Linked DNA regions of Mus musculus: region 1 is linked to region 2. The links are chromatin loops, found by intact Hi-C in ENCODE. Cell type or tissue: heart. All regions are shown on one strand. Links, peaks and the distances in the headings refer to the core of each region. The heading gives the core; the rest is flanking DNA. Region 1 overlaps Syne1 (spectrin repeat containing, nuclear envelope 1). Region 2 holds the start of Gm30617 (a long non-coding RNA gene).

The links. Peaks named below come from ENCODE experiments on the same cell type or tissue, not always from the same donor. Only the 100,000 strongest peaks of a DNase experiment are listed, where the experiment ranks them.
Region 1: it touches region 2 in a loop (4-fold over the local background); 10 of 42 quality-filtered maps call a loop at or near these places.

Annotation. Positions count from the first base shown.
Region 1 is chr10:5,471,691-5,487,561 of GRCm38, reverse strand. The region is part of intron 1 of Syne1 (spectrin repeat containing, nuclear envelope 1); the gene reads left to right. Gm40594 (a long non-coding RNA gene) reads right to left here. Exons shown (of 2, transcript XR_871424.2): 2 at 14,928-15,871. Among named protein-coding and RNA genes, the nearest start is that of Syne1, 8.7 kb to the left of the region's middle. In heart, for the core only: a CTCF peak has its summit at 7,304 (motif pointing left); no DNase peak of the experiment used is centred there.
Region 2 is chr10:5,779,618-5,795,488 of GRCm38, reverse strand. It overlaps Gm30617 (a long non-coding RNA gene), which reads left to right and starts at 3,978. Exons shown (of 3, transcript XR_380053.1): 1 at 3,978-4,175; 2 at 4,412-4,542; 3 at 10,615-10,657. In heart, for the core only: a CTCF peak has its summit at 8,370 (motif pointing right); no DNase peak of the experiment used is centred there.

The DNA of each region.
Region 1 (15,871 bases), core at 4,650-9,649, 310 kb after region 2:
ATAAATAGTATATATTTAATGTATACAAGTTAATGTTTTCATCAACATACAGAGTGATTATCAATATCAACATAATTAACATGTCATCACAATGTTACTGTGTGTGTGCTGCAAATATTTAAAATCTACTCTTGCCAATTTAAAGCATCTAATATTAATTACTAACTGTGCTCAGCATTTGTGCAGTAAATCAGCAGGTTTTGTTCATCCTTTAGACACAGCAACATATCCCCATTCTCATCAAACCCCAGTTTTGACAACCTGTAGTCATCTCTCTGCTCCTTTGTGAATCCAGCTTCTTTGGGTTCTAAACAGAAGTGAAATTACGTAGTCTTTGTCGTTTTGTATTTGACTTATTTCACTCACCATAACGTGGCTCTCTCATAATGTCACAAATGATAGTTACCCTTTTATGAAACTGGAATAAATCTCTCTGTCTGTCTCTCTATTTCTCTACTAGCTGTCTATTTATATCTATCTGTTGATAATATATCTATCATCTATCTAGATCTTTTATCTATCCATTTATTCCATGATGGACATTTAGATTGATTCCAAACTTGCATAACATAAACAATGCTGCATGAACATGGAGAGTAGATACCATTTCTTTAACATACTGACTTCATGACCTGAGGTGGCTTCTTAGAGCTGAGGTTGTCCAATTGTATCAAGTTCAAGTATCAACTTCATAAGGAGCTTCGACACCATTCTCCATAATGGCTGCACTAAACTTACTCCCAGCTGCAAGAGAACTGGTGTTTTCTTTCCTCTCCATCTTTCTTGACCCTTCTCTTCAGTTATTTGGTAACCTCCGCCACCCCACATGGCAGGTCAGCATTACATTGTGTCTTTGATTTGCACCCTCTAACAGTTTGTTGTTGACTTTCTCATCTCCTCGTTCTTGACCTTGATGCCCTTTGTTGAGTAATATTTGGGCAGGTTCCTTGCCCCTCTTACATGAAGTTGTGTGTTTCTTGCTCTGAGGTTCTTTGGTTTCTTGCATATCTTGGATATTAACCCCTTATCAGCTGTATGGTTTGTGGATGTCTTCTCCCTATCCACAAGACTCTTCAGTCTGCGTATTGTTCACTTTGCCAAACACACATTTTGGAACTTTGTGGTTTGATATAATTTCATTTAGACTTTTCTGTGCGAGAATGGTTTTCAGAAAATTACTATTCAAACCAATGTCAAAAAGCTTTTTACCTTGTTTGTTCCTCTGGTAGTTTTATAGCTTCGGGACTAGAAATGTTTAAATCCCTGTTCCATTTCTTTTTTTTTTTTCTTTTTTAGATTTATTTATTTTGAGTATATGTAAGTACACTGTAGCTGTCTTCATACACTCCAGAAAAGGGTGTCAGATCTCATTACGGATGGTTGTGAGCCACCATGTGGTTGCTGGGATTTGAACTTTGGACTTTCGGAAGAGCAGTCGGGTGCTCTTACCCACTGAGCCATCTCACCAGCCCTTCCCTGTTCCATTTCTATTTGACTTCTGTGTGTAATTAAATGTACAAGTCAGCTTAATTCTCCCACGAATATCCCTTGTTCACATAGAACCTTCGATTGCAGAGACTCCCTCTCCACTGTGTAGTCTTGGTGCCCTGTCAAAGGATTAACTCCCTGTGTTCTGCATGACGGTTTTCTCTGTTTTTTTTATTCGTTCCCTTGTTTGTTTCAGTGTCTATTCAAGTATTATACAATTTGATTATTGTAGTAAGGTAATGTGAAATTAGTAAAGATGATTCAGCCAGTTTTGCGTTTTTTCCGATAGTTATCGCTATGCATTTGTCCTTTGTTTTAGTTTTGATGGTTTAAGGCGGTCCCCAAAGTTGTCATTTCTTTATTTTTCTGTTACGATGACCTGTTTATTTCTGAAAATAAAATATTGAATTTTGCTATTATCATTGCACTGCAAATCTATGTTAACCTTCATTTTTGTTGGTATTTATTGTGTATAATTAAGTACTCTGAATTTTAAAGTAGTATACATAGATATCTAATAGTTTATTAATAAATGGACCCTATTGTCATTATATACTAAGTGATATTTCACACTTAAAGTATATGTTGCTTGATACATATGTAGTAACCCTTGATTTTTTCACAACTCCCATGGAATCAGTTAATCCATCCCTTCACCTGAAGCCTATGTGTGCTCTTAAGTTCATCTAGTGTAGAATATCTTAATCCCCCCAGAATTTTTATGTATTGTAATTATATATATATATATGTATATATATATATATAGTGATATAGTGATATAGTTATAGTTATTAGTAAGTAAGAACTTATTTCTTCCACTTTGTCCCCTGACTGCCTTGCAGCCCCCATTTCTGCTCTGTCTGTCTTCTCTCTTGTGACTTGATGGTTGCTTACCACAGCATTGCTTACCATGGTTATCCTGAGATGTATAGGAAACATCCTATCATTGTACCTTTGACTGTATGAGGAAAACCTGCTTTAGCTCTTCTTCCCACACTTGTTATTGATATCACAATTCACATCTTTTTATTGAACTCTTTACACATTATTATAATCATAGCTGTCCTGAATACTTATTTAGCTTTTGCCTTAGTTTTACCTGGCCATCACAGTACGGAGTGTTCTAAATTTGATTTCTGTTAGCTTTATAATGATTTTCTGATTTCATATTTTCACCCTGTTACACTTTTTCTGTTTCTATCTGAGCAACTCCTTTTAGCATTTCTTGTGAGGTAGACCTAGAAGTGATGAACTCCCTCATCTTTTATCTGGAAATGTTCTTATTCCTTACTTAAAAATACGTTGAACTATTTGTTCGTCAGTTTGTTAGTCTCCATTTAGAGTTGATTACTAGTGCTTTATTTTGCTTTTTTGATGGTGTCATTTGCAAAATAATCATTTGCAAACCTTCTGGGTTTCTCTTGGTCCCTGAGAAACAGAAGTCACTGGCACTTCTTTGAGTCTTCACAGACAAAGCTGTTCACCCACCAGTCAGCCTGTCTGTAGATTGTAGGCAAATCAGCTAAGGGGTTTGTTCTGGTGTCTTTTTCCCCCTGCTAATTTATTTATTTTTCCACTTTACATTCTTATCACAAACCATTCTCTTTTTCTCTCAGTCCCATCCTTACAAACTCCTGCCTCCCAAGACCCCCTTTCCTTCTCCTCAGGGAAGGGCAACTGCCCTGGGACATCACGTCATAGCAACCTGATGCTCTGGTGTCTTAAAGCAGGATGGACTGGTGCTTGGGTTGTAGAACATATGGATCCATTGCGTGGGCACCTAGGTGCATTCTCAGCACCTTATACCATTGAGGTGGGCCTAAACTATTGCCTACTGTGATCATGGCAATGTGGCCTACAGAAAGTATTCCAGTGCCTGAGTCCACAGTGGCTGTCCTGAAACTAGGGTGGGCCTTTGGCTGAGTCCATGAAAACCTGCCTCTGCTGGAGTGGGACTGGATCTGAGACCACTGGAGCAGTCCTGAAGCCTGAATTTGTAGCATCACAAGAAACTGTTCAGTGCTAATTTACTGAACATAGAAAGGTAGCTGAGCCAGTCCCTCTCCCTGGGAAACAAGTTCAGACAGGCTAGTTCTCTGCTGCTCCAATACAGGCTACTGGCCTGAGCCTGCTCTTGATACAGGTTTTAAATTTTTTTAAATAAAATACTCCATGTACTCAAGACTGATTAAAACTTGAAGTATGCTGGTTGGCTACACACAAACATACCAAATCTTTGCAGTCTTCCAGTTTCTTTAGATTCTGAAAATTTTAGTCATGCATACTGTGTACTTTGACCATATTTTATGGTCCTAATCATACACTTATTAAGTGGTGTGAGTTTATTTATATCTAGCCAGATTTCAATGAAGATTCCTTTGGTTCTAATCACTCAGAGTTTCCATGGAATCGTGTGCCTTCTTAAATCCATAGTATTAAAATGCTGGGTTGGGGGTGAGAATATAAGAATGTGGTTTTAAAGCATTCTTATGCTTTTTGCAAATGGAGTAACATAGATATAAATACCATAACCAAAAGTACAGTCAAGTCCCATAATAAAAAACACAACCCAGTTTCTTTGTTAATAAATGAATATTTAGCTAATGAGCCCTATTCTTGTTGTTTCCTTCTCTCCCCTCCTGTCTGCATTGATGAAATCTGTCTTCTAGCAAACTCTTTTAAACTCATCCCCTATGCTCCTGTGCTTTTAAAAGTAGCTGGTTTAAGACAGAGATTGATGGATGTGTAGAAAGCTAGAGAAAGGAAGTTGTAGGCAAAAATACATGTCCTCCTTGCGTGGTCTTCTTAGGGGCCTGAAAGGATCGCTCATTGATTAATAAAGACCGTTGCTCTTGCAGAGGTTCAGAATTCAGTGCCCAGCCCCCACATGGAGGGAGTGGCTTACCTGTGACTCTAGTTCTAGAATGATCCCTCACCTCTGACCTCCATGACATACACTGTCACTCATGTCCACAAACCTACAGGCAGATAAACTCACATACGTGTAATTAAAAATGATAGAAGTAGGGCTGGAGGCTGGGGGTAGTGTAACACATCCTACCACGTGGCAGGCAGAGACAGGATGAACCTGATGACTTGGAGGCCAGCTTGATTTATGTAGCGAGTTTAGGTCATCCAAAGCTATACAGTGAGAACCTGTCTGAAAAAAACCAACAACCGAAATGAAAGAAAGAAAGAAAGAAAGAAAGAAAGAAAGAAAGAAAGAAAGAGAGAGATAGAAAGAAAGAAAGAGAAGGGAAGAAAGGAAGGAAGAAGGAAGGAAGGAAGGAAAGAAAGAAAGAAAGAAAGAAAGAAAGAAAGAAAGAAAGGAAGGAAGAGAGAGAGAGAGAGAGAAAGAAAGAAAGAAAGAAAGAAAGAAAGAAAGAAAGAAAGAAAGAAAGAAAGAAAGAGAAGGGAAAAAAGGAAGGAAGGAAGAAGGAAAGAAAGAAAGAAAGAAAGGAAGAAGGAAAGAAAGAAAGAAAGAAAGAAAGAAAGAAAGAAAGAAAGAAAGAGAGAGAGAGAGAGAGAGAGAGAGGGAGAGAGAGAGAGAGAGCAAGCAGGCTGGCTGGCTGATTGGAAAGATGGCATGGCTCAGCTCTTGCTGCTCCCCTGATCCCCTATGTAGGTTCACAACTGCAAATAATTCCAGCTCAAGGGAATCCAATATCTCTGACCTCAGCAGGTCACCTGCACTCACATGCACATACCTATTCTCTCTCTCTCTCTCTCTCTCTCTCTCTCTCTCTCTCTCTCTCTCTCTCCCTCTCTCTGGTTGAGATCCTGCCTGTGTGTTGCTCCTTGGCAACTGCTCGGGTCTTACTTCCCTGGGCTCCTGGATAAGCTGAGACAGTAGCATTACCTGCACAGAGACATCAAGCACGGATGGGCAGCAATATGGAGGCCAGGAAGAAAGCAGAGGAAGCTACCAGGTGCTGGTGTTTTCTGGTAGGAGCCGAAAGAAGGGTGGACTTTCTGGCTCTCAGTATAGAAAGGCACATCAGGCAAGGCTGGTTAGGCTCAGGAAGATAGAGATTGGCAAGGAAGGATTCCAAGCAGTAAATGAGATAAAGGACTTAGTCTATTTGGACAGCTTGCTGTGACTGCCAGGCTCCTAACAGGTGTGGTCCTCCCGTTTTCCTTGCACTACCCAGTGTGTGTGTGCGCACACTCATTTGGATCCAAGACTCACACTGTTCCCTTTGAAATAAGTGGAATGGGCAGCACCTCCACATGATAAAGGCTTGGCTCTGGCGTCAAGGATACCTGGGGCGATGCTGTGAATGTAATGTGTCTAATGTGACACACAACACACTGGGACTAACAAGCTAGTGCTCTGTCATACAGACTGGGTGATTCCTTCAGCTGGGAGTCACTCATTCTTCATCTTGCCAAAGTTACCAGATTAGTCTGTCCTGGGGACTCACCTTCAGCCTTTGGGGAATCCAGCCCCTCCCCGGGGACCAGCCCATATCTTGCTGCTGATCAGTGGTCATAATAGCTGTTTCTTGCTTCTGTTGAGAAAGTCACTCTAGACTACCCCAGCTTCTGGGATAAAATTGTCCCGGTTTGGCATCTCCCTCCACCCCAGCACTGCCTCTCTCATACCCCTGAAATTGTAGTTACTGAGAGCACATTCCAGAAACCCTCCCCTGTTCCCCGACAGTTTCCACAGATACACATGATTATGAAGCAGCAGCAAAGGTGGATGTGTGGAACGGAAATGACACCATGGACTCCCATGGGAGCCAGCTTCCAAGAACATCTGGTGGCATTGTGTTTCCTGTTGACGGACCCAGAGCAGCAATGTGATAGCCTGAGAATTAGGATGGAAAACAATGTTAGAGAAGAAAAGACGGGGTCAAAATGTCACTGGGCGGGTACTCTGTAGCTCAGAAAGATGGTGGAATATATCTAGCATAGGTAAGCAGCTAAATCTACCAGTCAGCTGGTTTCTAGCCAAATCATTGCTAGCGTGGGAAAGAGAGACAGAGTGCTAGAAGGATTTCACTTGAGCTACACATTTTCTTGCTGGGACACTATTTTGGATACCCCATGTCTAGGCTTAGAATAGTATCTACTCTGCCTATTGCTGGCTCAAAATATTTTGGAAACTTCTCTTGTCAATTTGTGCATGAGAATGGAATGAAGTGATTGGAGACCCAGGTGTGGGTGGTAGACAAATGTGTATGGCTTGTCATATGCGAGCAGAAGTGGCATAGGGTTCTGGGAATCTGTGGATCTTCCTTATCGACAGGGTCAAGATGTCACCAAAATCCTGAAACAGCTGGGAGCTACAGTGCCCTCTGGTGGCACTACCTTGGGCAGGTTGATTGTCCTTGACAGCCCCAGTATCTTAAAGTAAGTCAGTTAGACTGGGGGGGGGGGGGGGGTAGGAAAGGCTCAGTTGTCCTTACAATGTCTTTAAACATTTTCCTTTGCTTAGAATCTAGTAAGAAAAGGCTTAGAGGCAAGGAGTGCCACATTCTCCTAGCAACATGTGGGTGATAGATTGGGAGAGCCTGATATGGAGTTGTTACAATGTTTAAATTGGATAACGAAAGTGATGAATATCTGCAATGTTACGCCAGTCACATAGGTTCTCACTAGTTGTTACGATTATATTTTAAAAAATAAACTTAAGTACATTACAAATAAGCTTACATAAGCCCGTCTTTGGGTTGGCACCCACTAGTGATAGCAGATGCTATCTTTCAGGGAACTCCCTTCGAACCGAAGAGGCATAGGGTCCTGGGAATCTGGATCTTCCCTATTGACAGAGTCAGGATGTCACCACAATCCTCAAGCAGCTGGGAGCTATACTGCCCTCTGGTGGCCATTACATGACTGGCCAGACTGGAATTGTTACTGAAATTTCCAATCTCTCTCTCTCTCTCTCTCTCTCTCTCTCTCTCTCTCTCTCTCTCTCTCTCTCTCTCTCTCTCTCTCTCTCTCTCTCGTTGGATATGTTCTTTATTTACATTTCAAATGTTATTCCCTTTCTCGGTTTCCCTCCCTCCTGGAAACACTCTAACATACCCTCCCTCCCCTGCTTCTATGAGGATGTCCCTACACCCACCCACCCACTCCCAGCTCCCCGCTCATGATTCTCCTACACTGGGGCATCTATCAAGCCTTCATAGGACCAAGGACCTCTCCTCCCATTGATGCATGACAAGGCCCAAGACACTATTGTGGATGCCAAGAAGTGCATGCTGAAAGGAGCCTGATATAGCTGTCTCCTGAGAGCCCCTGCCAAAGCACTACAAAAACAGAGGACGCTCTCTCCTAGCCAGCCACTGGACTAAGCATGGAGTCCCCAATAGAAGAATAAGAGAAAGGACTGAAGGAGCTGAAGGGGTTTGCAACCCCATAGGAAGAACAACAATATCAACCAACCAGACGCCCCCACAGAACTCCCAAGAACTAAGCCATCAACAAAGGAGTACACATGGCTCCAACATCTTCTTAAGCCATAGTTTGACTATATATTTTAATTTTACTCTTTTTGACTCTTAACTTTTTCACCTTACCTCATCCCCAGTTGGTGTGAAAACTAATTTATTTTGCATATTAACCAGTTGGGCACCATAAAATAAAGTCAAATTGTATCAAGTTATTTTTTATTAGATATTTTCTTTATTTACATTTCAAACACTATCCCAAAAGTTCCCTATACCCACCCCTGCCTTGCTCCCTTACCCACCCACTCCCACTTCTTGGCCCTGGCATTCCCCTGTACTGCGGCATATAAAGTTTGCAATACCAAGGGGCCTCTCTTCCCAGTGATGGCTGACTAGGCCATCTTCTGCTACATATACAGCTAGAGACACGAGCTCTGGGGGTACTGGTTAGTTCATATTGTTGTTCCACCTATAGGGTTGCAGACCCCTTCAGCTCCTTGGGTGCTTTCTCTAGCTTCTCAATTGAGGGCCCTGTGTTCCATCTTATAGATGACTGTGAGCATCCACTTCTGTATTTGCCAGGCACTAGCACAGCCTCAACGTGACAGCTATACCAAGGTCCCCTCAGCAAAATCTTGCAGGCATATGCAATAGTGTCTGGGTTTGGTGGCTGATTATGGGATGGATCCCCAGGTGGGGTAGTCTCTGGATAGTCCATCCTTTCGTCTTAGCTCCAAGCTTTGTCTCTGCAACTCCTTTCATGGCTATTTTGTTCCCTATTCTAAGGAGGAATGAAGTATCCACACATTGGTCTTCCCTCTTCTTGATTTTCTTGTGTTTTGCAAATTATATCTTGGGTATTCTAAGTTTCTGGGCTAATATTCACTTATCAGCGACTGCATATCAAATGACTTATTTTGTGTTTGGGTTACCTCACTAAGAATGATATCCACCAGATACATCCATTTGTCCAAGAATTTCATAAATTCATTGTTTTTAATAGCTGAGTAGTTGTCCATTGTGTAAATATACCACATTTTCTGTATCCATTCCTCTGTTGAGGGAAATCTGGGTTTTTTCCAGCTTGTGGCTATTATAAATAAGGCTGCTATGAACATAGTGGAGCAGGTGTTCTTATCACCAGTTGGAGCATCTTCTGGGTATATGCCCTGGAGAGGTATTGCTGGATCTTCTGGTAGTATTATGTCCAATTTTCTGAAGAAATGCCAGACTGACTTCCAGAGCAGTTGTATAAGCTTGCAATCTCACCAGCAATGGAGGAGTGTTCCTCTTTCTACACATCGTCATCAGCATCTGCTGTCACCTGAAATTTTTATCTTAGCCATTCTGATTGGTGTGGGGTGGAATCTCTAGGTTGTTTTGATTTGCATTTCCCTGATGATTAAGAATGTTGAACATTTTTTAGGTGCTTCTCAGCCATTCGGTATTCCTCAGGTGAGAATTATTTTTTTTAAGCTCTGTACCCCATTTTTAAATGGTGTTATTTGAATTTCTGGGGTCCATTTTCTTGAGTTCTTTGTATATATTGGATATTAGTCCCCTATCAGATTTAGGATTGATTAAAAATCCTTGCCAAATCTGTTGGTAGCCTTTTTGTCTTATTGACAGTGTCTTTTGCCTTACAGAAGCTTTGCAATTTTATGAGGTCTCATTTGTCAATTCTTGATCTTACAGCACAAGCCATTGCTGTTCTATTTAGGAATTTTTCCCCTGTGCCCATATCTTCGAGGCTTTCCCCCACTTTCTCCTCTATTAATTTCAGTGTCTCTGGTTTTATGTGTAGGTCTTTAATTGACTTAGACTTGACCTTTGTACAAGGAGATAAGAATGGATCAATTCACATTTTTCTACATGATAACTGCCAGTTGTGCCAGCACCATTTGTTAAAAATGCTGTCTTTTTCCACTGGACGGTTTTAGCTCCCTTGTCGAAGATCAAGTGACCATAGATGTGTGGATTCATTTCTGGGTCTTCAATTCTATTCCACTGATCCACCTGTCTGTCACTGTAGCAGTACCATGCAGCTTTTATCACAATTGCTCTGTAGTACAGCTTATAATCAGGCATGGTGATTCCACCCGAGGTTCTTATATTGTTGAGATTAGTTTTTGCTATCCTAGGTTTTTTGTTATTCCAGATGAATTTGCCTTTTCTAATTCGTTGAAAGGACTGAGTTGGAATTTTGATGGGGATTGCATTGAATCTGTAGATTGCTTTCGGCAGGATAGCCATTTTGACTCTATTAATCCTGCCAATCCATGAGCATGGGAGATCTTTCCATCTTCTGAGATCTTCTTCAGTTTCTTTCTTCAGGGACTTGGAGTTCTTATACAGATATTTCACTTGCTTAGTTAGAGTCACACCAAGATATTTTATATTATTTGTGACTATTGTGATGGGTGTTGTTTCCCTAATTTTTTTCTTAGTCCGTTTAACCTTTGTGTAGAGAAAGGCCATTGATTTGTTTTAGTCAATTTTATATCCAGCTACTGCACAGAAGCTGTTTATCAGGTTTAGGAGTTCTCTGGTGGAATTTTGGGGGTCACTTATATATACTATCATATCATCTGCAAATAGTGATATTTTGACTTCTTCCTTTCCGATTTGTATCCCCTTGATCTCCTTTTGTTGTCGAATTGCTCTGGCTAGAACTTCAAGTACTATATTAAATAGGTAGGGAGAAAGTGGGCATCCTTCTCTAGTCCCTGATTTTAGTGGGATTGCTTCCAGTTTCTCTCCATTTAGTTTGATGTTGGCTACTGGTTTGCTGTATACTGCTTTTATTATGTTTAGGTATGGGCCTTGAATTCCTGATCTTTCCAAGACTTTTATCATGAAGGGGTGTTGAATTTTGTTAAATGCTTTCTCAGCATCTAAGGAGATGATCATGTGGTTTTTGTCTTTGAGTTTGTTTACATAGTGGATTATGTTGACGGATTTCCGTGTATTAAACCATCCCTGTATCGGTGGGATGAAGCCTACTTGGTCATGATGGATCATCGTTTTGATATGTTCTTGGATTTGGTGTGCGAGGATTTTATTGAGTATTTTTGCATCAATATTCATAAGGGAAATTGGTCTGAGGTTCTCTTTCTTTGTTGGATCTTTGTGTGGTTTAGGTATCAAAGTAATTGTGGCTTCATAGAATGAATTGGGTAGAGTACTTTCTGTTTCTATTTTGTGGAATAGTTTGAGTAGAGTTGGGACTAGTTCTTCTTTGAAGGTCTGATAGAACTCTGCACTAAATCCATCTGGTCCTGGGCTTTTTTGGTTAGGAGACTACTGATGACTGCTTCTATTTCTTTAGGGGAAATGGGACTGTTTAAATCTTTAATCTGATCCTGATTTAACTTTGGTATGTGGTATCTGTCTAGGAAGTTGTCCATTTTATCCAGGTTTTCTAGTTTTGTTGAGTATAGCCTTTTGTAGTAGGATCTGATGATGTTTTGGATTTCCTCAGGTTCTGTTGTTATGTCTCCTTTCTCATTTTTTATTTTGTTAATTAGGATACTGTCCCTGTGCCCTCTAGTTAGTCTGGCTAAGGGTTTATCTATCTTGTTGATTTTCTCAAAGAACCAGCTCCTGGTTTGGTTGATTGTTTGAATAGTTCTTTTTGTTTCCACTTGGTTGATTTCAGTCCTGAGTTTGATTATTTCCTGCTTTCTACTCCTCTTGGGTAAATTTGCTTACTTTAGTTCTAGAGCTTCTAGGTGTGTTGTCAGTCTGCTAGTGTATGCTCTCTCTAGTATATTTTTTGGGGCACTCAAGGCTATGAGTTTTCCTCATAGGACTGCCTTCATTGTGTCCCATAAGTTTGGGTATGTTGTGGCTTCATTTTCATTAAACTCTAAAAAGTTTTTAATTTCTTTCTTTATTTCATCTTTGACCAAGGAATCATTGAGTAGAGTATTGTTCAGTTTCCACATGAATGTTGGCTTTCTTTTATTTATGTTGTTATAGAAGATCAGCCTTAGTCCATAGTAATCAGATAAGATGCGTGAGAAAATTTCAATATTTTTGTTCCTGTGGAGGCCTGTTTTGTGACCAATTATATGGTCGGTCAATTTTGGAGGATGTACCATGTGGCACTGAGAAGAAGGTATATCCTTTTATTTTAGGATAAAATGTTCTGTAGATATCTATTAAATCCATTTGTTTCATAACTTCTGTTAGTGTCCATGTGTCTCTGTTTAGTTTCTGTTTCCAGGATCTGTCCATTGGTGAGAATGGGGTGTTGAAGTCTCCCATCATTATTGTGTGAGGTGCAATGTATGCTTTGAGCTTTACTAAAGTTTCTTTAATGAATGTGGCTGCCCTTGTATTTGGAGCATAGATATTCAGAATTGAGAGTTCCTCTTGGAGGATTTTACCTTTAATGAGTATGAAGTGTCCCTCCTTGTCTTTTTTGATATCTTTGGGTTGGAAGTCAATTTTATTCAATATTAGGATGGCTACTCCAGCTTGTTTTTTCAGACCATTTGCTTAGAAAATTGTTTCAGTCTGAGCCTTTCACTCTGAGATAGTGTCTGTCGTTTTCCCTGAGGTGGGTTTCCTGTAAACAGCAGAATGTTGGGTCCTGTTTGTGTATCCAGTCTATTAGTCTATGTCTTTTTATTGGGGAATTGAGTCCATTGATGTTTAGAGACATTAAAGAAAAGTAATTGTTGCTTCCTGTTATTTTTGTTGTCAAAGTTGGGATTCTGTTTTTGTGTCTGTCTTCTTTTAGGTTTGTTGAAGGATTACTTTCTTGCCTTTTCTAGGGTGAATTTTTTGTCCTTGTGTTGGTGTTTTCCCTTTACTATCCTTTGAAAGATATTGTGTGAATTTGGTTTTATCGTGGAATACTTTCGTTTCTCCATCTACTGGAATTGAGAGTTTTGCTAGGTAAAGTAGCCTGGGCTGGCATTTGTGTTCTCTGAGGGTCTACATAACATCTGTCCAGGATCCTCTGGCTTTCATATTCTCTGGTGAGAAGTCTGGTGTAATTCTGATAGGCCTGTCTTTATATGTTAGTTGACCTTTTTCCTTACTGCTTTTAATGTTCTATCTTTATTTAGTGCATTTGTTGTTCTGATTATTATGTGTCGGGAGGAATTTCTTTTTTGGTCCAGTCTATTTGGAGTTCTGTAGGCTTCTTGTATGTTCATGGGCATCTCTTTCTTTAGGTTTGGGAATTTTTTTTCTATAATTTTGTTGATGATATTTGCTGGCCCTTTAGGTTGAAAATCTTCATTCTCATCTACTCCTATTATCCGTAGGTTTGGTCTTCTCATTGTGTCCTGGATTTCCTGGATGTTTTGAGTTAGGATCTTTTTACATTTTGCATTTTCTTTGATTGTTGTGCCCATGTTCTCTATGGAATCTTCTGCACCTGAGATTCTCTCTTCCATCTCTTGTATTCTGTTGCTGATGCTTGCATCTATGGTTCCAGATTTCTTTCTTTTCTTTCTTTTTTTTAAATACTTTTTAAAATTTATTTTTTAATTAGGTATTTTCTTCATTTACATTTTCAAATGCTATCCCAAAGCTCCCCAGCCCCCCCCCCCACTCCCCTACCCACCCACTCCTACTTCTTGGCCCTGGTATTCCCCCGTACTGAGGTATAGACCAAGGGGCCTGTCTTCCCAATGATGGCTGACTAGGCCATCTTCTGATACATATTCACGTAGAGACACGAGCTCCGGGGATACTGGTTAGTTTGTATTGTTGTTCCACCTATAGGGTTGCAGATCCCTTTTAGCTCCTTGGGTACTTTCTCTAGCTCCTCCATTGGGGCCCAGATTTCTTTCATAGGGTTTCTATCTCCATTGTTGTCTCACTTTGGGTTTTCTTAATTGTTTCCACTTTGCTTCTTAGGTCTTGGATGGTTTTGTTCAATTCCATCACCTGTTCTGTTGTGTTTTCCTGTAATTCTTTAAGGACTTCTACCTGTTTAGCAGTGTTCTCCTATATTTCCTTAAGTGAGTTATTAATGCCTTTCTTGATGTACTCTACCAGCATCATGAAATATGATTTTAAATCCGAGTCTTGCTTTTTGGGTGTGTTGGGGTATCCAGTACTGGCTGATGTGGGAGTGCTGGGTTCTGATAATGGTGAGTGTCTTGGTTTCTGTTAGTAAGATTCTTATATTTGCCTTTCACCATCTGGTAATCTCTGGAGTTATTTGTTATAGTTGTCTCTGGTTGGAGATTGTTCCTCCTGTGATTCTGTTAGCCTCTGTCAGCAGACCTGGGAGTCTAGCTGTCTCCTGAGTCTCAGTGGTCAGAGTACTCTCTGCAGGCAAGCTCTCCTCTTGCTTAGCAGGTGCACAGATATCTGCCATTCAGACCTGCCTCATGGCTGAAGATGAAGACCCGAAACAGGGCCTGTCCCAGAAGATGTGTTGCCTCTGAAGACTGCAAGCTCACCTGCACAGACTGGTCCTCGAGGGATGCGGGCCATAAGATGGCTCTCTCACCTGCTCTGGTGGTCAGAGCCCTCCAGGGTGAACACCTCTCCTCTGGCTGGGAAGGTGCCTGGATATCTGGAGTCTGAAATGGGATCTGTCCCAGTAGCTGTGTTGCTTTTACCTATCCCAGAAGCTGTGTCGCTTCTGTAGCCCACTCTCACCTGCGCAGACTGGTCTCTGAGGGACCCAGGACCCAAGATGGCTCCTTTGCCTGCTCCAACTGAGCCCTCCAGGGCGGACACCTCTCCTCTGGCTGGGAAGGTTCCCAGATGTCTGATGCCCGAAACGGGGTCTTTTCCAGAAGCTATGTCGCTTCTGCCTGTCCCAGAATCTGTGTCGCTTCTGCAGTCAGCTCACTCACCTGTGCAGACTGGTCTCTGAGGGACCTGGGATCCAAGATGGCTCCCTCACCTGCTCTGAAAAAGCCCTCCTTGGGGAACACCTCCCTTCTGGTAGGGAAAGTGCCCTGATGTCTGGAGCCCGAAATGGGGTCTGTCCCAGAAGCTGTGTCACTTCTGAGTCTGCCTTCTCACCTGCGCAGACTAGTCTCTGAGGAACCCGGGACCCCATGTATCAAGTTATTTTATTATTGTAAAATAACAACATTAAGACATTGATGGGAAAAAAAAGTTTGGAATAAGGTGAGAACAAGAAATAATATTAGCATTAATGTAAAATATAGAGACTCAAACGATGAAAATGTGGGATTACCATCTTGAATCTGATCAAGATAAAAGATTAAGTTTAATGAAAAAATAATAAAAGTCAAATATTAAATACACCCAGTAGAGAAAAGCTGTGCTTACTTGGGACAAACCCATTTGTTTTTTAATCTACACTGATTTTGAAGTACTAAGTATCTTGACAGTGCAATCCACTAATTTCCCTGTCTTGCCTACCCACTGTATTCTGATTCTCAGATAGTTTCTCATATACTATTTACTTCGAGTGTTTGGGTGTATGTAGGTGTGGGAGCACCCATAGCACCGCACATGTGTAGAGACTGTAGACCTCAAGACTGGACTGGGCAGCAAGCATCTTTAACCCACTGAGCCACTAGCCCGAATTGTAGCATGCAAGTGTATTAATATTGATATAAGTGGTAATATGAAGATACTTCAGGAAACTTTGAATAGTTCATATCCTTCCACTGTACTGGTTTATCTGAGAGCTTGCAACTGTAAGAAAGGGTTTCATAGTTGTGGCATCCTTGCCAAATGAGGCATTGTTCCTCTGCTTGCAAAGACTTGGGTTTGTTTTTGTTTTTGTTTTTGTGTTTTTGTTTTTGTTTTGTTTTTCATGTGGCAAGATGGCACATCTCTTTTGTGGCTCTGGTGCTAACTGGAAATGCCCCAGATCAGATGGATGTCTACATGGCAGTCTTGATGAGTTCACCAGGAAAAGCCTCAGCTGTAGGATAGCATCCTGCACAGTTTCCATATGAACTTGTTGTGGAGCTGGCTGGGGAGTTTGCTGAACACATTCCAGGAACAATCAAATGCATTCTGGGCTG
Region 2 (15,871 bases), core at 5,334-10,333:
AGCTCCTGCCCTGCCTCCCCTTCTTGATGGGCCACAACTGTAAACCACAACCTGAGACAAACCCTTTTTTCCCCCAAATTGTTTCTGGTTGTAGTGTTTTATCACAAATTGCAAAGTAACCTACCTTTTAAGGATGCATGAAAATATTTCCCAAATTGGTGCCCTTTTCTCAAGAAATGTATGTCAACACTCAGTACAGCCTGCGGTTTTTGCCACTGTGCTGCCAGGGCAGTACTGGTACTTTCTTACAGCTTTCATTTATATCCTGATGATGGACGGCTGATGAGCATCTTTCCATGGTACTTGGTGCATTTCTCAGGGTTCTCTAGAGTCACAGAATCAATGGAATGTCTCTCTATATTAATGGAATTTATTGTAATGGCTTACAGTCTGAAGTCCAGCTAACACAACAATGGGCAGCTGTGAATGGGAAGTCCAAACATCTAGTTGTCACTCAATCCCAGGATTGGTCTTCTGTAGAAGTAGGTTCCAACAGATGTGCTGGCAAGTAAATGCAAACAATCAAGGAAGTGAGTAGTCCTTCTCTCCCAAAGTCCTTATGTGGCCTTCAGCAGAAGGTGAGGCCCAGATCAAAGGTGTGAACCACTGAGCTTGGATCTGGAATTTGCTTTGTCCCAGGCTGGCCTTGGACTCAGACAGCTGCTTGCCTCAGTCTCTGGGGATTAAAGGCGTATACTACCTTGCCTGGGCCTAAACTTTTCACAGCCACTGTGCCTCAAGATCTCCATGTCAAGATCTGGGTCAGATGCCTGTCTTCCCACCTCAAGATCTGAATTACAAGTGTGCCCTCCATTTCTGGATTGTACTTCATTCCAGATGTAGTCAAGTTCACAAGCAGGAATAGCCATCACAATCCAGTGATTTGCTACCTTGACATAAATCATGTCTCATGTCCAAATGAAACAATAGCCAGGACATTAAAATACACCTAGCATGATATAACTCCCTTGTAAAATTGCAAATGCACTGTAAACTTAGAATAGGTCAATGTCTCAAGTTCAAGTGGATCAAGGACATCCACATAAAACCAGATACACTGAATCTAATAGAAAAGAAAGTGGGAAAGAACCTTGGACACATCGGCATAGGGGAAATTTTCCTGAATAGAACACATGGTTTATGCTCTAAAATCAACAATGGACAAATGGGACCTCATAAAACTGAAAAGCTTCTGTAAGACAAAGGACGCTGTCATCAGGACAAAATGGCAACCAACAGACTGGGAAAAGATCGTTACCAATACTACATCCAATAGAGGGCTAGTATTTAACATATACAAAGAAGAAGTTAGAACCAAATAACCCTATTTAAAAATGGGCTACAGAGCTAAACAAAGAATTTTCAACTGAGGAAACTCAAAAGGCTGAGAAGCACCTATAGAAATGTTCAACATCCTTAGTCATCATGGAAATGCAAATCAAAATGACCCTGAGATTTCACCTCACACCAGTCAGAGTGGCTAAGATAAAAAAAACTCAGGTGACAGCAGATGCTGTCAAGGATGTGGAGAAAGAGGAACACTCCTCCATTGCTGGTGGGATTGCAAGCTGGTACAACCACTGTGGAAATCAGTCTGGTAGTTCCTCAGAAAATTGGACCTGAGGACCCAGCTATACCACTCCTGGGCATATACCTCAAATATGCTCCAACATATAACAAAGACACATGCTCCACTATGTTCATAGCAGCCTTATTTATAATAGCCAAAAGCTGGAAACAACCCAGATATCCCTCAACAGTTGAATGGATACAGAAAATGTGGTATATTTACATAATGGAGTACTACTCAGCTATAAAAACAATGAATTCATGAAATTTGCAGGCAAATGGATGGAACTAGAAAATATTATCCTGAGTGAGGTAACCCAGTCACAGAAGAACACACACAGGATGCACTCACTGATAAGTGGATATTAGGCAAAAAGCTTGGAATACTCAAGATACAAGATACAGATAATATGAAGCTCAAGAAGAAGGAAGACCAAAGTGTGGATGCTTCAGTCCTACTTAGAAGGGGAAAGAAAATAATCATGGGAGGTAGACGGTGAGAGAGACTTGGGAGGAAGAGAGTATGGAGAGGGGAAAAGAAGGAAGAAGGATCAAGAATGGGAGGAGATGGAGAAGTACAGAGGGTCATGAACTTTAACAGAGGTGTGTAGCAATGGGTGATGGGAAACTGGGAGTAGGCACTAGAAAGTCCCAGAAGACAGGAAAGCAAGATGTTCCCAGGACCCAATGGGGATGATATTAGCTAAAATACCCTACAAAGGGGAGGGAGAACCTGTAGAGACCATATCCAGAATTTAGGCATGGCCCCTGATTGAGGATAGGGCCACTCACCCATCTCAAAAATTTTAACTCAGAATTGCTCCTGTCTGAAGGAAATGCAAGGGCAAAAAGTGGAGCAGAGACTGAGAGAAAGGCCATCCAGGGACTCCCTCACCTGGGAATGCATCCCATCTGCAGACACCAAACCCAGACACTATTGCTGATGCCAAGAAGTGCTTGCTAACAGAAACCTGATACTGTTTCTTAAGCTGTCTTCTTAGAGGCTCTACTAGAGCCTGACCAATACAGATGTGGATACTTGCAGCCAACCATCGGACTGAGCATGGGGACCCCAATGGAGGAGTTAGGGGAAGGACTGAAAGAGCTGAAGGAGTTTGCAACCCCATAGGAAGAACAACAATATCAACCAACCAGAGCCCCTAGATTTCCCAGGGACTAAATCACCAGTCAAAGAGGGACACATGGAGGGACTCATGGCTCCAGCCGCATATGTAGCAGAGGAGGCCTCATCTAGCATCAGTGGGAGGAGAGGCCCTTGGTCCTGTGAAGGCTCCGTGTTATTGATCAGATGCTTTATTCACCTGTCTCTTGTCTTTCAATTTGTTAGCATCTTAGAAGAAACATTTTCATTTTTTCCCTATTGTTCCAAATGACCTCCCCCCCCCCCTTTAAAACTTTATCTGCATTTATTTTATGCTGAATTTATCCCCGGGCCATGGGTTTTTGTTTCTTCAGTTTCTTCTAGGATATCTTTTTCTTCTGTGCAGCCTCCTCTTCTGGCTTTGGAACGATCTGTTCCTTCTCAGTGAGAGATGATGTCAATGTGGCAGGGGGAGCTCATGTGTGGGTTAATCCGGCCATGAGCTCTGTAGGTTCGTCGGCGATCTTAGGTACCTTGTTCACCTGGATATGTTCAATAACTAGAGAATCTACGTCTAAACCCTTAAGTTCAGCGTTACTCTCGGCATTTTTAAGCATGTGCAGCAAAAATTCAGCACTCTTTTTTTGGCCACCGACCCTGTGTCCAGCCCCACTGTTTGGCCTGGGCGCACCTACAGACTCCACCATTATACTGCCGGAATGGCACACATTGCTTCTTTAAAGTGACATCCTTCGGATACTTGGTGGCTTTCCGGATATGCATACCCTTGATGGCCTGGGCAGTTTCCCCGGTGTTCTTAAAGTGATTTGCATGATTTTGTGGGGTTTTCTGGGTCAAGAGAGTAGCGAACCATCGTGGCAGGTGACCTCTGGCCCATGATTTCCCTTCTATAGATCACGTTTTTCATGTTATAGCTAAGTAGTAAGTAATAATCTACTTACACAGCAATTTTCTTCCACCTTCATTTTTAGAAACTTTACATTAAAAAAAAATCATTACATTTATTTATTTGGGTGGGTACAAGCCTGCTATAGGGCATAGATGTGCAGGTCAAAAGTCAACTTGTGGAAGTTGGTTCTCTTCTGGTATCCCGTGGGGCCAAGGGATGAACTCTGGTCGTTAGGCTTGGCAGCAAGCACCTTTACCAGCTGAGCCATCTTACCAGCCCAGCTGTACACGGTATAATTTTATGTTTAGAGTCAATGATTAGTCTGCAATTCTGAGAAGAGTGGGAGAATTGTACTTCTTGTAAGACCCGGTTGACCCTGCTCTCTGGATTAAAATCTAGACCACAGGATTCCCTAATTGGTGCGTGTTCGAGTAAGAACACACATTATATTCAGAAGAGGCTGGCAGTGGCCAAGTGAGATCCCAGCTGGACATTCAGCTTGGCGGCGACTCCCTTCCATGGCCCCTCTGATCAAGCCGGAGAGCAGCCCGCGTTACCCACGACCCGTGTTTCATCATCCTGCTGGAGTGTGAGGTGAATGACTATTTTGTGTCCCTTGGATAACACTTTGACGGCAGATGCAGATTAACTGAGACCTTACTCTTCGTGAAGACCCTTCAGATTTGACAGTCCTGTGTATCAGTCAACTCTCCTCTCAGATGTCGGGAATGATGGATTAGCGATCCTGCTAAACCCCAGTGTGCCCATACGCATGGGTGTTTTCAACCTCGCTGTTGCCCACTTCATAGAATCAAATGCTGTCTTCACAGGTTAGCCCTGAGATCAACTTACAACGCACCAACGCTGTTGGGTACCAGAAGACGAACATTTCCAGGACTCTGCCTAGGAATCTTGCCATGCCTTTTAAACACAACTCGAAGGCCCTCTGAAGACTTAATAGGTGAGAGATGGATCGTTTCTCTACTGCCCTGACTGTATGGCATTTTCCCCTTTTCTTCAAATTATACTTCAACAGTTTGAACACCTTACCACGAGATGGCGCGCGTTCAACGCCGTCCTTTTCAGTGTTCATTCCTGTGAATCTAATATAAAAAGGGATGGAAGAATAGTATTGCTTTTCTATCCAATTTATGTTGCCAGGTTAGAAAATCAAGTACATATATATTGCTATATTAAAATAGTTATATTTTAAACAGTTTAACTTTTAGTCTCAGACGTGAAGGGTAAATCTCACTTCTTCAGTTCAATATTCTTCGTACAAAGCAAAAACAAAATCAGATGGCCACTTTTCATCTTGTGATTGAGACAATCATATATTAGATTTACTGGGTAATTAAACACTATGGCATTCACCTGAGATTCAAAGAAGTCTTTTCTGGCACCATAACTAATGTGTCAAGCTAGAGGACTGTAATGTTCAGAGCTCAAGTTATTGTTTTTTTTTTTTTTCTTTTATTAGAAGAAATCATTTTATTCTAGATATGGCGGTGAGAGTACATTTACTAGAAAAATGAGGAAAAGGAATCTAAAAAGATCTTAAATCAACACTGAGGTTAGATATCCACTATGTTTTGCTGATGTAATGCTGAGCTGCTACCTTGTAAAAAGTAAATTTATCCACAACAGAGAGATGGAGTCAGAAGCAAGGTACACTGAGAGATTTTATTTTACCTTTGTTTGTTTCTTTCTTTGTTTCTTTCTTTGTTTGTTTGTTTCTTTCTTCCCTCCCTCCCTCCCTCCCTTCTTTCTTTCTTTCTTTCTTTCTTTCTTTCTTTCTTTCTTTCTTTCTTTCTTTCTTTCTTTCTTTCTGTTTTTTGAGACAGGGTTTCTCTGTATAGCCCTGGCTGTCCTGGAACTCACGTTGTAGACCAGGCTGGCCTCGAACTCAGAAATCCACCTGCCTCTGCCCACCACGCCTGGCTTACCTTTATTTATTTGTACATGTACGATGTACATGTATGTGTGGAGACCAGAAGAGGGTATACCATTCCCTGGTCACAGGCAGCTGTAAGCCATCTGACATGGTGTTGGATCTGAACTCTGGTCCTATTATGCATGAGTACTGGACACTCTCAGCTATTTCTCCCACCTACCATGAGATTTTGTTTTTCCAAAGCCCCTGTGACACAGTGGTGGCACCTGATTCCTCCTCATCAGATGCTGGTGGCTTCAACTTCTTTCTCACTATTTTACCTTGGACAAAATCATTTTTTAACATGGATAAGCTGTTTTCAAAGCATATAGAAAAGAGAAGACTGCCTACCTATACTATTGATACAATGGTTAAACTAGAAAACACAAGAGAAATACTAAACAATTGTGACATAAATAACTAAACGTAACTAGCATTTCAGTTTCTTATGGCCAAAATGTTAATTATTATAATGACAGTCAAAATGAAGGAATCCCTTCCAATAACTATGTGATTTTTTCTTTTTTTGGGTTTTTGAGACAGAGTTTCTCTGTGTAGCCCTGGCTGTCCTGGAACTCACTCTGTAGACCAGGTTGGCCTCAAACTCAGAAATCTGCCTGCCTCTGCCTCCCAAGTGCTGGGATTAAAGGTATGCACCACCACGCCTGGCACGACTTTGTGATTTTTATAGCCAAAATAATCTTGTGTTAAATTTTTTCTCATCTGTATTACTGTGCTACTGATAATGAAAAAGCTTTTTGTCTTCAGTAGGACAACTAGGGAAGATAGACTTACTGCCAGATAAAATAAGCTGTTCCAGTATGGAACCAATGAACCTTTAAATAACTTCAAAGTGTTACCTTAGTTTTTAAAAGTTATTCCTTTGTTCTTAGTTAGAACATCTATTGAGCTCCTTCTGTATACAATGTGAGCTTGCTGGGTAAAGTCAAATGCAGAGCCTACGTCCGAGCCTACGTCTGAGTTCCATCAGAGAACCCAGCTTTTAAACTTCATACAGATAATAATAGATGGCTTAAGTGTTTGCTTCCACACTGGCTCATACTTTCTAAGCAAAAGTATTTCAGTTGTATCCATGACTGACTTCCTTGTTCTAAAGGGTGGATTAAAACTCCTTTAAGGTAGTACAGGAGATTGTAAGATGACAAAGGAGGAGAGCATTGTTGGGTCAGGCTACTGCTGAACTGATATGCTAGACCCAAGATGGAGGCAAGCAGATCCTCCCACCCCCCAAATAAACCAGCGCTTACACGAACCTACAGATGCTCGGGACACAGATGCACAAGCAATATTTACGCCACCCCTATATTCTGTTGGGACCCAGTTGGGAAGAGACAAGGAGAGTGCCTAAGAGAGTGGTTAAAAGGTGATGGTTTCTTATCACTCCAAGGAATAGCCCTCTGGCCTATGTGAAATGGGGATATTGAATGTCTGTGATTGAAGTACAGAGGGAAGAGGGGTGTGCAGCCCTTCCCACCCTTCCTAGCTGCTGGAGCTCAGAAACTTACCCGTGTAGGGGCTGTCTGAGAAACCCCAAGCTATTGCCGGTTTGCAGCAGCGGGCTTACATTTGACACCCATTGGTGTTAGACCAACTTGGTGAGCAAAGAGTTGTCTTATCCCACTGGGGAGCTGACAGAAGGAGCACGGAGTGTCAATTACGCCAGTGGGGCATCGTCCTAGGGACTCATAAGCCTTAAGAACTCAAGCTGGATAAGAACACCACATTCATTTCTTTCTAACAATCCATTCCTGAGAGGGAGTGTGTTGTAGTCGCGATCACGTCTCTTTAACACTAACAAAATCCGTTTCACTTAGAATTATTTCTAGTAAAATTTCAACCTCTGCTGTTTATTGCTCCAAATGTTACTCGTCTCCTTTACCTTCAGTGCTTTGCCTGTGTGGCTAGAACGTTGTGGGAAAATCTGTGTTATGTGAGGTACTTGGAAACTCACTTTATATTCTTTTTTTTTTCATGATTCATTAATTTAACGTTCTTCAGCATGGAGTTCAGCTAAGGGAGATTTATGGTTTACAATGGTAATTTTTATTGTTAAGAGTCAAAATTATGTCACATTCACATTTTCATTGATCCCTACCAAAAACTGAAATAGCATTACACACATATGTTTGAAAAGTGTGTATACTTATATTGAATTAACATAAGTACTATAATAGTATGTTAACAAAATATTGAGACAAATCTCATGTTCCTTATGTATCCTAATGGTTTTCTGCACTGATGAGCAAAGTTTATGATATGTGGAATTGTTGCATTTGAGACTGATAGTCTACAGGCACCTGGTTTTGAGTTATCAGTGTAGAATTGTCTAGGATGTTTTGAACTCTGAGCGTGTCTATGAGAGTTTTTGTAATTTGGGTTAATTAAGGTGTGAACTGTATCAACTATAGATACTTTCCTAGGTTTGCTTCATTTGCTCTCATAAAATAAGTGGACAAAGGCCAAATATGAGAAAAGGATTATTTCACTCCCAATAAGACATTATGGGCCAGCATCAGGAGGGACTCAATGTGACAGAACTTTGAGGAAACTTGCCACATAAATTCCCACAGTCAAGGGCAAGTGGCTATGAGTAGGCTATCGCTTGCCAGGCTCAGTTCAGTATAATCAGTCCAAGCATGATCATGAAATGAACCTGCTTAAATTCAGGATGGGTATTCGCCCCATAGTCCTAAGTGTTGCTTTTAGAGTTCCCTGTCCTTTTCATGACTGTTCAAACTTTGGAAGAGCCGAGAACGTGGGGTGACTTCTTTCCCTTCCTCTGTCGTCAATGGTCTCTTAGTCCTGCCTCTCTCTGTGGTTCCACCAGAGGGCAGAACCAACCCACCTAAGGCCCAGCTTGCAACTGTCTTCTTCAGTGTTTGATATGAAACTTCTTTGTGCTTCTTTCAAATGGCTGGGATATCATTGCTTTGAAGATTTGCTGTTGAGAGGACCCAGAGACAAGCTCTGGAGTTAGAGTACAGCTTTGCTAGTCATCATGTCCATGATTTGAGAATCTGTTTGGGGCATGTTTGTTTGTTTTCCCCCTCTGAGCAATGGTTTTTTCATCCTTGTAAAAGGAAAGCAGCAACCTTGCCTTTTGGGCAGCTGTGAGTATTAAGGGAGTTTAGACATACCTCACACTCTTACAGATAAGACTGGTGTGTAGTGTGCTCTATTCAAGGGAGAGTCCCTACGGAGTTTACAGAAATGATAGGTCTGTATTACCTAGGGCCTACCGGAATACAGCAAAGAGTCAAAAGATAGTAAATAAAGCTACTATTTTTGTCTTTTTTTTTTTTTTTTTTTTTTTGCGTGTGTGTGTGTGTGTGTGTGTCAGGTATGTATACAAGTGTCTATTTCTATGTGTTATTCCTACCCCTTTGTCTTCCGTCTAAGAAGGTGAATCCTATTTCCTTTGCTCACTGATTTATCTCAAGTATTCGAAAAATACTCAGCACATTGCAGGTTCTTAACAATTAGCCATTCAACAAGCAGAGGGTTACTAACTCCTTGCTGAAGTTTTTATCTCAAGGCCTGCCACAGTCATACAGGTTAGCTTTGTCCCCAGCCCATGACACCATCGGGAGAAGGTGGGATATTTAGTAGGAAGGGCTTAGTGGGATGAGGCTAGGTCATTGGAATCATGTCTTTGAAGGGGGTATCGGGACTTCCTTTTTGCTTCTGAGCACCATGAGGAGGCATGGACTCTGGATATTCTGTACTATGCCCAGAGCTACAGAGCTGAGTGATCATGGATTGAAACCTCTACAGCAATGAACCAAAATACGCATGTCTTTCTTTTAAATTTATTTTCTTGGGTATTTTTCATAGTGAGGGAAACCTAGCACATACATCTACATGTACATGTAAGAACACAGGGAGTAGATACAACTCTCCAGATCTCACAAATAGATGGAGTTTATTGTGCCTTAATCCAAATCTGTTTAACCCTAAACACTATCACTTTCTTTGATTACCTTGAAGATAGATTCAGCAACTCTATGAAAATGAACATCTGACTGAATCTGATAACAGATATGCCTGGCTGAGTCTTTGTACTGTTTAGGAGGAAGGAGGTGAGGTAATGCTTGCAGTAATACTTTTTGAGGTTTATTTCCACCAGTGTTTAGGTGGGAGAGAGGAAAAAAAATTAACTTTAGGCATTAGAACGCTCAGGTCTAATGAATATTCCTAGCTCAGATTTCCACAATGGCATTTCCCAACTATCTTCCATAACCAAATGGCATCTGTGAAATGCAAGGAAAAAGAAACACATTAAAAAGCTGCTTAGAAGCTGGACACGATGGTGTGTTAGTCACATCTATAATTTCAGCACCCGGGAAGCTGAGGCAGTAAGGTTCAAAAGTCAGCCTATGATAAACAGTAAATTTAAAGCTAGCCTGGACATCTAGAGAGACATCTCATGAAGGAGAAAGAGGAGGAGAAAGTGAGAAAATAAAATAAAATTAACATTTCGGGAGAGCAGAATGGCTGGCTCACAGCCCATGTTACATTAGTGTTTGCTGAATGCCTATGAGTTAGAGAATAGAAACTGGGAACTGTGGCTAAAAACTTTTAGTTCTTTAGTACACTGTCTTGTCTGTTGGTCAAGAACAGCATCCTATGAGAACTTTCTAGGAGTGCAGTCTCTTTTCATACCTAAAGAATAGGAAAGGGGCATTTAAACACCATCCCTGGGTGATTTGATGCAGCCATGAGCAGCCCCATTTAGCTAATTAGGGTTCCACTGCAGATTTGAGTTGTACAAAGGCTGATCCCCTTTAACCAAGAAATAGCCATCTTAGCACATTTCAAAAAGCACAGCATTAGAAGAAAACTCATCCCAGGCAGCATTAAATTTCAAAAAGAAAGCTGCAGGGGAGACCGGTGCTCTCTGCATGGTTGTGTTGGAAAGTGAACACTGCAAATGCATTTATTTCTTCTTGTTAGAGCCTTACACTCATGCCAGGGAGTGTACATCAAGTTTCTTGTAGACCAAGTTTCTACAGTTTATTTGCAGGGAGATTTCTTGTGTGGCTTGCCTACATGAAAGGTCTTACTTCTCTTTATTTATAGGTATCTGTCAAGGCTACATTCTGCTCTACGTGTAAATCACCAAGACCTGTTTTTAAAATTCCAAGCTGGAGGCAAATGGCCAGGCAGAAATCGAGGGAACTGTCATTCGGCAGGACAGATGTCTTGGCTTGGGTTATAAAACTCCTCTGCCTATGAAGAGTTGAAGAAACTTGAAGTGATGTTTGCATATATGATTCAGTCCCATGGAGATACACAGGGAAATCTCTGCTGCTTACTGCATTTTGTGTATGTATATATATTATACAAACATTTTATACAAATATCTATTTATAAAATATATGCTGTATGTATATTTATTCACACGCATCATTTAATGGTATTTTACATGCAACTTAAGTGCATGTAGTTTTTATGATATCTGCTATTTCAAAAGTTTGTAGTGTCCACATTTAACCTTCAAATGTATATGTGAGTGTGCATATGTGTGTGTATGTGAATGGCTGAGTACGTGTGAGAGTGTGTATGAGTGTGTGTGTATATGCATGTATGCATGAGTATATACACATGTGAATATTTGTGTGTATATGTGTGATCATGTGTGACTATATGTGACTATAAGTGTCTGTCTGTCTGACTTGTCTGTGAATGCATACAGATCTTTATAAATACTCTGGTTTTTGTTTGTTTGTTTGTTTGTTTGTTTTTTCGAGACAGGGTTTCTCTGTGTAGCCCTGGCTGTCCTGGAACTCACTTTGTAGACCAGGCTGGCCTCGAACTCAGAAATCCGCCTGCCTCTGCCTCCCAAGTGCTGTGATTAAAGGCGTGCACCACCATGCCTGGCTTTTTGTTTTGTTTTTTTTTAACTGGTTGTTTTTGCAGTACTGGGGCTTGACCCAGGCTTTGCACAGGTTAAACAAGCACTTCAGCACCGAGCTCCATCTCGGCCCCGTACATTATCTTGTACACATAAAGCTAGCACTGGACTGTCTCAGCCAGATGTCTAGCAACACCAGGTTAGGAACAATAGGTGCATAAAGGTGAAGTCTTTCAAGGGTTTAAAGATTTTCTTTCATTCATTTTTGCTTGTCTGCAAAATTGAATTTCTCAATTTGAAAATACAAATTAGATTACTGTACACGGATAGTGATTTGCACCACTGACTTGAAAATATCTCACCTAAAATATAAATATAAGCAATCATCTCTCTCTCTCTCTCTCTCTCTCTCTCTCTCTCTCCCTCCTTACCATGTAGCCCTGACTAGACTAGAACTCTCTACATAGACCAGGCTGGCCCCCACATCACGGAGCTATGCTTGCCCCTGTCTCTGGAGTGCTGTGATTAACGTTATACAGGACTATCTGCTATGAGATAGGTTCTTATGCAATCCAAGCTGGCTGGTCTTGTGTGCTTTATGTGTTAGATGGCAAACTTGTGTTTTTGGAATTCCCACCACTATGTCTTGTGCTGGGATTAGAGGCATGCGACTCTCTGCCTGACTTTTCATTCATCTCTTAAATTATCCCTGATGTGGTTTAAAACCAAACTGGCAGAATTTTATTACTCTACAACATCTATGAACTCACGCAGAGCTAGAGACTGACATCCCTGCTGCTCTCTCCATACTCTAGCTGAATGTGCGGCAGCCCCAGCTAGCTCACTGTGACCTCAAGAACTCCCCTCCTTACAGCAAAAGGAGAAGTAAGAACACCAAGTGGCATCGCTGAGGTGGGTTCACCTAACAAGGACAGCTTTATGTAAGTTGGTGTTCCATACTTACTTTAGTACAGAGAGAACTTTGTCCTGCAGAGAGAAGACGTTTATGTGGAAGTAGCCCAAATGATGTCTGTTTTTCACAGATTGTCGGAGATGGTGACTCTGTAGAGGCTGCATTCTGTTTCCCCTGGACTTAGTGATTCCAAGACCTGCTTGGAAATGTATTCAAAATGAAAATTTTCTGGAGCTGGAGATATGGCCCAATGGTTAAGAACACTGATTGATCTTACAGAGGCCCTGAGTTCAATTCCAGCATATCGAGGCTCACAAACATCTATAGTGGGATCTAATGCCCTCTTCTGGCACTCAGGTGTAGATGCAGAGAGCACTCATCCACATAAAATAAACAAAGAAATCTTTAAAAAATGAAGACTGTCCTTAGTCACTTTAGATTGGATCATTTTTGCTCAAAAGCTGTTTACAATGCATAATTGACATTATATTTTTAACATAACATACAACAATAATGGAGGTGGGTCAACAACATAAAATCAAATACTAGCAGCTGGGCATGGTGGTGCACGCCTTTAATCCCAGTACTTGGGAGGCAGAGGCAGGTGGATTTCTGAGTTCTAGGCCAACCTGGTCTACAGAGTGAGTTCCAGGACAGACAGGGCTATACAGAGAAACCCTGTCTTGAAAAAAAAAACAAAAACAAAAACAAAAACAAATCAAATACTAGCAATACTATAAGGAAAAAAATCACAGCAGGGGAGTTTGATATCCTTCTATAAAATGGACATGCCCAGGTATGGCATTACATACAATGGACTGGGTCTTCCTACATCAATCATTAATCAAGAAAATGCCACATAGACATGTCCAAAGGCCAAGCAGATAGAGGCGACCTCTCCATTGAGATTCCCTCTTCCCAGATGTCTCTAGCTTTTGTCAAATAAAGTATGGAAGTGTTGAGGTTTGGTCTTTTGCTATGTATTGTAATGCTAAATACTGGTCTCCAAGATCAGGTTGCCTCAGTACATGAAATGATGCTATGTAACCTTTCTCCTAAATTTAAAACTGTTGGTTAAATAAAGATGACTACAGCTTGTAGCTGGGCAGAAGAGAGGTAGGCAGAGCTTCAGTTTCCAGGGTTGGGGTCAGAAGCAGAGACTACTAAGAGGAAAAGAATGAGAGAGGAGAGGTGAGAGGAAGACTCCATGTGTATCTTGAGAACATGGCCATGAGGGACAGCCAGCTGGAGTATGAGCAGTTTAAGTGGACCATGTCAGGTTATATCTCATGGTAATGGACAGGGAAGTAGACAAAATAACTTAGAGAGTTGATATCTAACCAGCTCTAGTGTTATTAAGCCTTAATATAAATTTAAAGGTTTTATGTCTTTTATTTGGGAACTGGATGATCAAAAGTGGGATATAAACCCCCGATTAATTTTTAGTACAACAGGAAAGTATAGATGACTCAACAGCAGCACCATAGCCCTGGTGAAACCTCACAAAAACTGCATCCTTAGAGCTCCCTGTGTGACTGGCAGCCAGGTTAGCTGGTTGGAGAGCCTCTTCTTCCAAGCCATTGTTACTCCTTACTTGGAGAAGAGGCTTAGGAATCTTGTTATGGGAGTTCCCTGAGACTTGTAAGTTTTGTTTACTTCCTGAGCCTTCTAAGTTTACTTTCAGACTTAAAGAATCCCTCTCCTCACTTCAGGAGGGAGTGTTTCAATTTGTACACTATCCTTTTCTTAAGGATGATGTCCCTTTATTTTGGGTAAGTACATCAGTGGGGTAAGGGAAGCTGAAATGGGATCCAAGATGCTCTAATATGTAGCACCTATGTGATAAGGAAAATGGGAAACTTGAAATGTTGGAATCTGGAATTGGATGCTCAATGAACCGATACTCAAGGAAATGCAGTATTTCAGGGTTTACCATAACTTCCTGGGATCATATGAGCAAATTCATTTGTATCAGGGCCGGGCATGGTGGTGCATGCCTTTAATCCCAACACTTGGGAGGCAGAGGCAGGCGGATTTCCGAGTTTGAGGCCAGCCTGGTCTACAAAGTGAGTTCCAGGACAGCCAGGGCTACACAGAGAAACCCTGTCTCGTAAAACCAAACCAAACCAAACCAAACCAAACCAAACCAAACCAAACCAAACCAAACCAACAAAACGAGAGAGAGAGAGAGAGAGAGAGAGAGAGAGAGAGAGAAATATAAACTGTTGTGTATCAAACAGATACCATAATCTCATTGAAATGAAAGTTAATTACAAGGTTCTACATAAACTGTAATTTTTCATATTCAACACCTTCCTATTGTTTTTGCTGGTGATTCTGTAATAATTCTTGGGTTTGGAATTTGAGCTGAAGATTGGAGAGGAAGACATTTGTATTTGTACTGCAACCTATGAAAGCACTGTGCGTCAAGCAGTCAGCAAGTTTCTGTGTGCTGTGTACGAGCAGAAGTCTGTATTGAGTTAGGGGATGAAGGGATCAATTAAAGACAAACTGGGGTTTGATTGGCTCCTCCAATTTATATCTAATTTCTTGAGTTGTGTGTTAATATTTTCACTTTATTCATTTTTTAAAAAACGTCTTTCGCCAGGCAGTGGTGGCACACACCTTTAATCCCAGCACTTGGGAGGCAGAGGCAGGCGGATTTCTGAGTTCGAGGCCAGCCTGGTCTACAGAGTGAGTTCCAGGACAGCCAGAGCTATACAGAGAAACCCTGTCTCAAAAAAACAAAAACAAAAACAAAAACAAAAACAAAAACAAAAAGATCTTTCTACTGAACTATTTTTTTCTGGCTCAGTACATTATTCTCAGGGAGGGAGGCTTTCCAGAGAAGCCAGGATTATGAAGAGCGTGCATGATTATTTTAAGTGTATTTTCTAGCACCTTCTTTATATTTCTCACCAATGGGAAGGAGGGTGACTCCTCAAGGACTTGGCCGGCTTTCTATTTCTCACTGTTTGGAAATTTCCCATAATTTCTTCAGGCTATGTATTCACTTAACCTGCAAAACATCATGGATTGCCTAATGTCATGCTTTCCCTAGTCTCCTTGTGACAGGTTTTCTGTCGCATCAATTATTCATGCACAGATAGCATTAAGAGCAGATTATGTTTGCCTTCTCTCAGTATCCTGTATACACATTGTGGGCTGATCTTCTAATATCTTAAGCACATCTTATGATTTATTTAATTAAAAGCTTGATTCCTATAGATTCACTAATGAACACATTACTCAATCCAAGTCCCAATCCAAGTCCCAAATACCTTTCCTGATAAGCTACCATTCTAGGTGACAGGCATGTAACTTTAATTGAATTGAATTACCCCTGAGAGTAAAACTTTCCATATCTTTACCCAGAAAAGCAAAATAATATCCTTTCCTCCTCAGAATAGCTACAGGACAGCACTGTGAAGACCTCGTGTTACTGGGTGACTAACTTTCATAGAACCAGAGAGTTTCAAGGCAGGATGCAATCCTAAATGGAGTTTAGCCTCATTAATGTCCCTTCATCCATTTGACAGACACACAGCTATGTGCACATGAAGTATCTG